2 separate regions of the Homo sapiens genome follow, and region 1 is linked to region 2. Evidence: read pairs that join two places in POLR2A ChIA-PET (ENCODE). Cell type or tissue: CD4-positive, alpha-beta T cell. All regions are shown on one strand. Links, peaks and the distances in the headings refer to the core of each region. The heading gives the core; the rest is flanking DNA.

The links. ChIA-PET counts read pairs that join two places held together with the same protein. Peaks named below come from ENCODE experiments on the same cell type or tissue, not always from the same donor. Only the 100,000 strongest peaks of a DNase experiment are listed, where the experiment ranks them.
Region 1: POLR2A ChIA-PET joins it to region 2 with 5 read pairs; 16 of 35 experiments call an interaction of 5 or more read pairs at or near these places.

The regions. Positions count from the first base shown.
Region 1 is chr11:67,278,527-67,282,831 of GRCh38, forward strand. GRK2 (G protein-coupled receptor kinase 2) reads left to right here. Exons shown (of 21, transcript NM_001619.5): 3 at 674-747; 4 at 892-993; 5 at 1,100-1,174; 6 at 1,313-1,374; 7 at 2,206-2,257; 8 at 2,567-2,658; 9 at 2,933-3,032; 10 at 3,124-3,202; 11 at 3,296-3,426; 12 at 3,745-3,839; 13 at 3,909-4,016; 14 at 4,226-4,292. Among named protein-coding and RNA genes, the nearest start is that of ANKRD13D, 8.6 kb to the right of the region's middle. In CD4-positive, alpha-beta T cell, for the core only: no CTCF peak of the experiment used is centred there; no DNase peak of the experiment used is centred there; H3K4me3 peaks cover 209 bases; H3K27ac peaks cover 3,985 bases.
Region 2 is chr11:67,341,888-67,346,267 of GRCh38, forward strand. All of the region lies in intron 2 of LOC100130987 (a long non-coding RNA gene), which reads left to right. Among named protein-coding and RNA genes, the nearest start is that of POLD4, 9.5 kb to the right of the region's middle. In CD4-positive, alpha-beta T cell, for the core only: a CTCF peak has its summit at 4,132; DNase peaks (open chromatin) are centred at 2,575 and 4,144; H3K27ac peaks cover 1,321 bases.

The sequences.
Region 1 (4,305 bases), core at 306-4,305, 63 kb before region 2:
GCCATTTGGTGGAGTAGCCCTGAGTTCCACTTGAGCCTCTGCCACAGACAGTGTGTCTGACCAGCTCCCTGAGCCCTAGTTTCCCCAACTGGACCCACCCTCCCTGCCTGTTTCTCAGGCTGCTGTGCAAATCAGCCAGACACTGGAGTGGGGCAGGGTCCAGAGGAGTGGTGTGGCCTCAGAGCCCCCTGCTAACCTTTTCCCCATGCTGCAGCCTGACCTGGCCCCGGTGGCCACAGCATCCCAGGGCCCCCAGACTGAATCGTGTTGCACCTGCACAGCCCGCCCCGGTGGGGGGTATCGGCCTCACAGAGCAGGCGCAGGGCCCTGGGCTGCAGTGAGTGGGGGCCCAGGTGCTAAGCCAGGGCTCCCTGATGCCAGAGCCAACCCCGCTCCTCTGCCTCACCCTGGTGCCCATCGCCGTCCAGCTACCACCTGGGGAAACAGATTTCAGGAAGAGGGTAGAAACACAGGGGCCCCAACCCAGAATCCAGGAATCTTCACGTTGGCAGCAGCCTTAGCAGCTGCCTGGCCCACCCCTTGCCTGGGGCCGAGACCACCTTTGCCACCTCCATAGCCAGTTCTGCCCAGGGAGCCCAACCCACACCATCCACAATGATGGGAAGGCCTCTGAGAGAGGCGTGGCTCTGTGACCTTACACTGTTGCCTTCAGGGTACCTGCTCTTCCGAGACTTCTGCCTGAACCACCTGGAGGAGGCCAGGCCCTTGGTGGAATTCTATGAGGAGGTGAGACCCAGAGGCCCAAGCCCTGCTCTGCCTGGAGAAAGGGGAGGAGGTTGGGGCGGCTTTGTGGAACCCACAAGCTGCCTGGTGTGGGCATCCCCATTCCCTGCTGGGCTCTAGATGACCTGCAGGAATCCTGTCCTCCAGATCAAGAAGTACGAGAAGCTGGAGACGGAGGAGGAGCGTGTGGCCCGCAGCCGGGAGATCTTCGACTCATACATCATGAAGGAGCTGCTGGCCTGCTCGCATGTGAGTGTCCTCAGCTGGCCCTGTGTGCTGGCCCAGAGTCACCTGCAGATTGGGAGGGGAAGAGAGGACCCTGCTGAGAATTCATGGCCACCTCTGTCTTCCCCAGCCCTTCTCGAAGAGTGCCACTGAGCATGTCCAAGGCCACCTGGGGAAGAAGCAGGTGCCTCCGGATCTCTTCCAGGTGTGTGCCTCCCGGTCCCTCCCCAGGCAAGGTCACCTTGGACAGCCCCTGGTCAACAAGCCTGGTCAGCCAGGGGTGGGGCCTGGGCAACCACGGTCTCTCGGGGCTCAGTCACCAACTTCCAGCTTCCTCCCTTAGCCATACATCGAAGAGATTTGTCAAAACCTCCGAGGGGACGTGTTCCAGAAATTCATTGAGAGGTGAGAGCAGGGAAGTGTGGGAGAGGAAGGGGGAGGGAGGGGCCGCTCTCAGAAGGGGTATGGCTGGCGTGGAGGGCAGAAGCCAGCCTTCATTAGGCCCTGAGCAGGCAGGTGGCTGGCCCGTCAGCGGCCCCCTTGCAAGGACTCCTGAGAAGTCAGACAGGCTGCAGGTCATCTCCCACCCTGCCCTCCTCAGCACCAGGCAGCTCAAAGCCCATCCCAGGCAGTCTCCTAGCTCCAGGGAGCTAGGAGAGCTGTGCCACCTGTGCCTCTTTCTCTCCCGTGGGCTGTATAGCACCTTGCTGGCCCACCTGGACTGAGAAGCATCAGAGTCCTGGTAGGGGTAGGCCCAGTAGAGCGCATGGCCCCCGTGACCCTCACAGCCAGAGTTGGCGCGGTGGGTGGGAATTGTAGGTAGATTTCAGCCAGCTTTAGGGAGCAGCTGTTTTAGGGTCACTGCTGCCCAGCCATGGAGTGAGCTCTGTGTCACTGGGGGTATGCAAGCAGGGACAGGAGACGTACTTGTCAAGGATATGGTAGCAGGAAGTCTGGGTTAGACTGGAAGACCTCCTTTCTGTGCGGATCTGATTCCAGCAGGAAGCCACGGCCAGGTGGCCGAGGGCCATGCTGGGCACCCAAGCAGCCCTGACTGGTGCTGTGGGCGGGCAGGCCCTCAACATATCCTTCCTGGAAGAGGACATTAACGCTCGTGATGTTTCCACACCTACCCTCACGGGACCCCAGGGAGTGGCGGCTGGGTGGGGAGGCTCACGACAGCATCATCCTTCCCACATTCTGAGTGGCCCCTGAGCCCTGATTCTTCTTTTCCAGCGATAAGTTCACACGGTTTTGCCAGTGGAAGAATGTGGAGCTCAACATCCACGTGAGTGGGCTTGGGTGGGGCATGGAAAGCCACGCACCCTGCTGCTCCTCTCCCGGGAGCTGGGCCTGTGGCTTGGCTGGGAGGGGGAGGTCAGGGGATGTCTGTCCTTTAGCCCCCAGGGCCGTGGCTATGGGGGTCAGGGCCGGGATCCCAGCATGGGGAGGCCGGAGCAGGTAAATATGTGGCAAGGATGGCCAGGACATGGGTATGGGGACCCTGGCATGGGGCCAGCCCCTGCTGCCCAGGTGCCTCTGCCCCAGGGCTGGGCAGAGGCAGCCTGTGGTGACCGCAGCTGTCGCTGCCCCTCAGCTGACCATGAATGACTTCAGCGTGCATCGCATCATTGGGCGCGGGGGCTTTGGCGAGGTCTATGGGTGCCGGAAGGCTGACACAGGCAAGATGTGAGCACCCTGCTCGGCGCGGTGGGATACCTCGGGGAGCCGGGCTCCTGGGGGACCCTGACAGGCCGGGTTCCACACAGGGCCACCTGCTGCTCCATGCACTCCTGTCTTGCCGTGCTGTTACCCCCGCAGGCTCCTCTGGCCCCAGCCCTCCCTGTCTCTGATTTGTGTCACACGCTGGTCCTGGGTCTAGTCTTTCCCTCAAGCGCCCCCTGAGGCAGCCCTGGGCCCCTGCTCTGAGGGTGGGTGTTGACTGCCGACCTCTGCCCCGTAGGTACGCCATGAAGTGCCTGGACAAAAAGCGCATCAAGATGAAGCAGGGGGAGACCCTGGCCCTGAACGAGCGCATCATGCTCTCGCTCGTCAGCACTGGGGTGAGCTGGGTGGGCCGGGCTGCCGCTGAGGCTCTGGAACCCCGGGCGCCCCTGCTAACTGCCCGCCCCCTCCCCTCCTCTCCCCTCCTAGGACTGCCCATTCATTGTCTGCATGTCATACGCGTTCCACACGCCAGACAAGCTCAGCTTCATCCTGGACCTCATGAACGGTGAGTGCTGGCCGGGCCCTAGGGTGGGCCGGGCCCAGGCACGGGAGGCTGGGGCAAGACACTGAGTGCTGCCTGTGGGACTGCCTCCCTCAGGTGGGGACCTGCACTACCACCTCTCCCAGCACGGGGTCTTCTCAGAGGCTGACATGCGCTTCTATGCGGCCGAGATCATCCTGGGCCTGGAGCACATGCACAACCGCTTCGTGGTCTACCGGGACCTGAAGGTGAGCGCCCCTGCTGTCCCCAGGCTGGACCTCCGTGGCTGTCCTCTCCTTCCTCTCGACATCCCGGCCACCAGGCCCAGAGGAGTGGGGCTCCTGGGACATGGCCGCCCCGTATCTTCCCATCTCCGCCCCTGCCCTTCCCACCGAGCCACTCTCTGGGTCCAGGTTGTAGCTGGGGACAGGAGAGAGGACCCCCACCTTTGCCCTTTCTTTGGGTACCCATCGTCCTCTCCAGTGAAGCAGTGACCCAGCTGGCATCTTGCCTGGCTGGGCCCCATCCTGAGCTGCCCCAGGCAGCTCACTGGGCTTCCTTCACAGCCAGCCAACATCCTTCTGGACGAGCATGGCCACGTGCGGATCTCGGACCTGGGCCTGGCCTGTGACTTCTCCAAGAAGAAGCCCCATGCCAGCGTGTGAGTGCCCCCCACCCTCTCCCTCCCCACCCCTTGCCACTCCCGCTTATGGCCCCCTTGCTCCCACAGGGGCACCCACGGGTACATGGCTCCGGAGGTCCTGCAGAAGGGCGTGGCCTACGACAGCAGTGCCGACTGGTTCTCTCTGGGGTGCATGCTCTTCAAGTTGCTGCGGGGGTGAGTGGCCCATCCCAGGTGGGCAGGTGGGTTGGGGCTAAGAGAAGTTCCTCCCCAATCCAGGTGGGATGCCAAAGGAGGGGAGCCCATAGCTGCCTTGGTGGTAGGGTTGGCACCGTCCCTGACTTTGGCCACAGCTCATCCATGCTGCCTGCCTCCCTTTCCCCATTCCTGTCCTTTGACATTGGTTTTTGGCCTTTCTTGCCCAGGCACAGCCCCTTCCGGCAGCACAAGACCAAAGACAAGCATGAGATCGACCGCATGACGCTGACGATGGTGGGTGCAGGTC
Region 2 (4,380 bases), core at 187-4,186:
ACAGACACACACGCACACACACACACATTTTAAAACTTTCGTTCTTCTAAAGATACTATTATGAAAAAAATTCTGGCCGGGTGCAGTGGCTCACGCCTATGATCCCAGCACGTTGGGAGGCCGAGGAAGGCAGGTGGATTGCTTGAGGTCAAGAATTTTGAGACCAGCCTGGCCAACGTGGTGAAACCCCATCTCTACTAAAAATACAAAAATTAGCCAGGTGTGGTGGCACGCGCCTGAAATCCCAGCTACTCGGGAGGCTGAGGCAGGAGAATCCCTTGAACCTGGGAGGCAGAGGTTGCAGTGATCCAAGATCGCCCCACTGCACTCCAGCTAGGGTGACAAAGCGAGACTCTGTCTCAAAAAAAAAAAAAATTCCAAAAATTTTATCTGGAACCACTAAAGACCCCAAATAGCCAAAGCAATCCTAAGCAAAAATAACAAAGCTGGAGGCATCATACTACCTGAGTTCAAAATATACTACAAAGCTATAGTAACCAAAACAGCATGGTACAGTCATAAAAACATACACATAGACCAGTGGAACAGTATAGATAACCCAGAAATAAATTCACACAACTGATTTTCAGTAAAGGTGCCAAGAATATACATTGGGGAAAAGATGGTCTCTTCAATAAGTGGTGCTGGGAAAACTGGATATCCACATTCAGAAGAATGACAAAAATTAACTCAAAATGGATTAAAGACTTAAATATAAGACCTCAAACTATAAAACTACTAGAAGAAAACACAGGAGAAATGCTTCCTGACATTGACCTAGGCAAGGATTTTTGAGATAGGACCTCAAAAGCACAGGCAACCAAAGCAAAAGTAGACCAATGGGATTACATCAAACAAAAAGCTTCTGCACAGCAAAGAAAACAATAGAGCATGGCCAGACACAGCAGCTCACACCTCCAGTACCAGCTACTCTGGAGGCTGAGGTGGGAGGATTGCTTAAGCCCAAAAGTTTGAGGCTGCAGTAAACTTTGATTGTGCCATTGCACTCCAGCCTGGGTGACAGAGCAATACTCCATCTCAAAAAAATAAAATGGTAGAACCACTTCGGAAAACAGACTGGCAGTTTACTCTAAAGTCAAATATATATATATGATATATAATGTAGCAATATGATTCTTTGGCATATAGCCAAGAAAAAATGAAAACCTGCCCACACAAAGACTTGTACATGAATGTTTATAACAGCTCCATCCATCAGAGTCTAAAACTGGAAACAACCCAAATGTTCATCAGCTGATAAATGGGATAAATACATTTTAGTATATTCACACAATGGATTTTTTTTTTTTTTTTTTTTTTTGAGACGGAGTCTTGCTCTGTCATCCAGGCTAGAGTGTGGTGGCACGATCTCGGCTCACTGCAACCTCTGCCTCAAAGGTTCAAGCAATTTTCCTGCCTCAGCCTCCTGAGTAGCTGGAATTACAAGCGCGCGTCACCACACCTGGTTAATTTTTTTTGTATTTTTAGTAGAGACGGGGTTTCCCCATGGTGGTCAGGCTGGTCTTGAACTCCTGACCTCATGATCTGCCCGCCTTGGCTTCCCAAAGTGCTGGGATTACAGGTGTGAGCCACTGTGCCCGGCCAATACACAATGGAATATTATTCAGCAACAAAAGTGAATGAACTTGGCCAGGCATGGTGGCTCATGCCAGTAATCCCAGCACTTTGGGAGGCTGAGGCAGGAAGATTGCTTGAGTCCAGGAGTTCAAGACCATCCTGGGCAACATAACGAGAATTAATTAATTTTTTTTTTTTCCACATAGAGATGGTGTTTCACTCTGTTGCCCCAGACTGGTCTCAAATTCTCTTGAGCTTAAGCAATCCTCCTGCCTTGGCCTCCCAACATGCTGGGATTATAGGCATGAGCCACTGCACTTGGCCCTTATTTTTTTTTGGAGACAGAGTCTTGCTCTGTCACCTAGGCTGGAGTACAGTGGTACAGTCACACCTCATTACAGCCTCAACCTACCAGGCTCAAGGGGTCCTCCCCAACGTCAGCCTCCCGAGTAGCTGGAACCACAGGTGCAAGCCGCCACAGTGGGCTAATTTTTAACAGTTTTTGTAGAGACAAGATTTTGCTATGTTACCTGGGCTGGACTTGAACCCTTGGCCTCAAGCAACCTCCCACCTTGGCCCCCCAAATATTTGGGATTACAGGTGTGAACCACCGCACCTGGCCCAGTCTCTTATGGATGACAGACTTTTAGGCTATTTATGTTCTTTGCTATTACAAAGAGTTTTATAATAAATAACCTTACATATGTTATTTTACATATACCAACGTATCTGTAGGATAAATTTCTAGATATAGACTGAAAAGGATAGGTGCATTTATAATTTTGATATATAATGCCAAATTAGTGTCCTTGGAGTTGTACAAGTGTATACTCCAGCATTGCAGAACTAGAATAGTCAGATCCTGGCCAGCCATTCTCCCGAGAGCATGTGGAGAGGTGGGCTGGATGGCTCACTGCAATGATGACTGTCTCTACTCTGCACCTCAGAGGACCTCAGCTAAGCACTCCATGGCCAGCCCACTGGAGGCACAGGCTTCAAAACAGGAAACGAAAAGGGCCTGCTTCTGCAGTTGACAGCTTTGATGCCTTCCTCACTGAGAAGGCCTTAGGAGAAGATGGCTCCTGCCATCAAGGCCACACAACTCCTATGGAGAAGTGACTTAGAGCCCAAAGAGTTGCATTTACAACTCTCACACAAATGATTCTCACGGGCTAGACAGGATCAAAAAGTACGTGTGAGTAGGCTGGGCACAGTGGCTCACACCTGTAATCCCAGCACTTTGGGAGGCCGACGTGGGCAGATCACCTGAGGTCAGGAGTTCGAGCCCAGTCTGGTCAACATGGTGATACCCCGTCTCTACTAAAAATATAAAATTAGCTGGGCATGGTGGTGCCTGCCTGTAATCCCAGCTACTCGGGAGGCTGAGGCAAGAGAATCCCTTGAACCTGGGAGGCAGAGGTTGCTGTGAGCCAAGATTATGCCACTGCACTCCAGCCTGGGGGATAGAGCAAGAGTTTGTTTCAAAAAAAAAAGTAGATGTGAGTGAAGTGGGACGATTTGGTCAGCTTTTTTTTTTTTTTTTTTTTTTTTTTTACACAGGGTCTTGCTGTGTTGCTCAGGCTGGAGTGCTGTAGTGGGAATATGGCTCACTGCATTTCAACTTCATGGGCTCAAGTGATCCTCCTGCCTCAGCCCCACTATCTGGGGCCACAGGCGTGTGCCACACCGAGCTAATTTTTAGTTTTTTTTTGTTTTTTGTAGAGACAGGATACCCCTTTGTTGCCCAGGCTGGTCTCAAACTCCTGGGCTCAAGTGATCCTCTTTCCTCAGCCTCCCAAAGTGCTAGGATTACAGGGGTAAGCCACTATGACCAACCTCAGCCAGCTTTGAGCGCTTACTATGTAGCCAACCTTGTGTTAGGTATACACCAGCAGAGATAAAATATTCTCTAGCACTGAAAACAATGAAGCGTATTGTTGTGGCAATGTGACATGCTGTAATAAAACAGAAACAGGTTACCGTGGGAAGCAGAGGGGAAATCCTTAACTCTCTTCAGGGAAGGCTGCACAGAGTGAAAAACATCCTGCAGTCAAGGGCAGGGCCTGCAGGCATAGGAACCATTGGCGCCTCTAGGTGAGGTGAAGGGGCATCCACGAGGTCAGGATGGAGGCTCACATCCCAGAGGGAGCTCCTAGGAGATGCCTTTTCCTTCAAGAGACAAAGGACCAAAGTTGGGCTTAAGAAGGACTCAGATCTCAGATGCCAACACATGGTCTACCATCACTTGTTCACCTGGAGGGCACCCCTACTCGTCCTTACATACTCAGCTGAAGGTTGTCATAGGCCAGGCCCATGCCTGTCTTGCAGCATTGTTTGAAGTATACTTGCGCGTCTGTTTTCTGTCTCCCTACTACAGTGAGCTCTTGGGGCTTAGGGCCTGGGGTTCTAATCATTTGCATCTGCCATGACTAGCACAAAGTTATGGTTTTCTAGCTTAGGACTCAGGTGGATAGACTCAGGTGGATAAACTGCGTGGAAAACCAGGAATCATTTTGAGAATCTCTTGAGTCCCAGAGGTGGCAGTAACCCAAATTGGCCTCAAGCTGGCACTGTTGTAGTTTTCTTCTGTTTCTAGACCAGTTCAGAAACTTGCTTCTTTCCTGTGTTGACTTTAGTTTCTTGGTAAATTAGCTCCTTAAACCTTCAAGCTACTAGTGAGTTTGTCTGAGGGTGGATAAATGTTGCCACACCTGAGTCAATAAAGAATGAATCAGTGTGGCCTTCATAGAGGGGTGTGGTACTGGTAGTTACCATGACAGCCAAAGACACTCGAGAGAACTA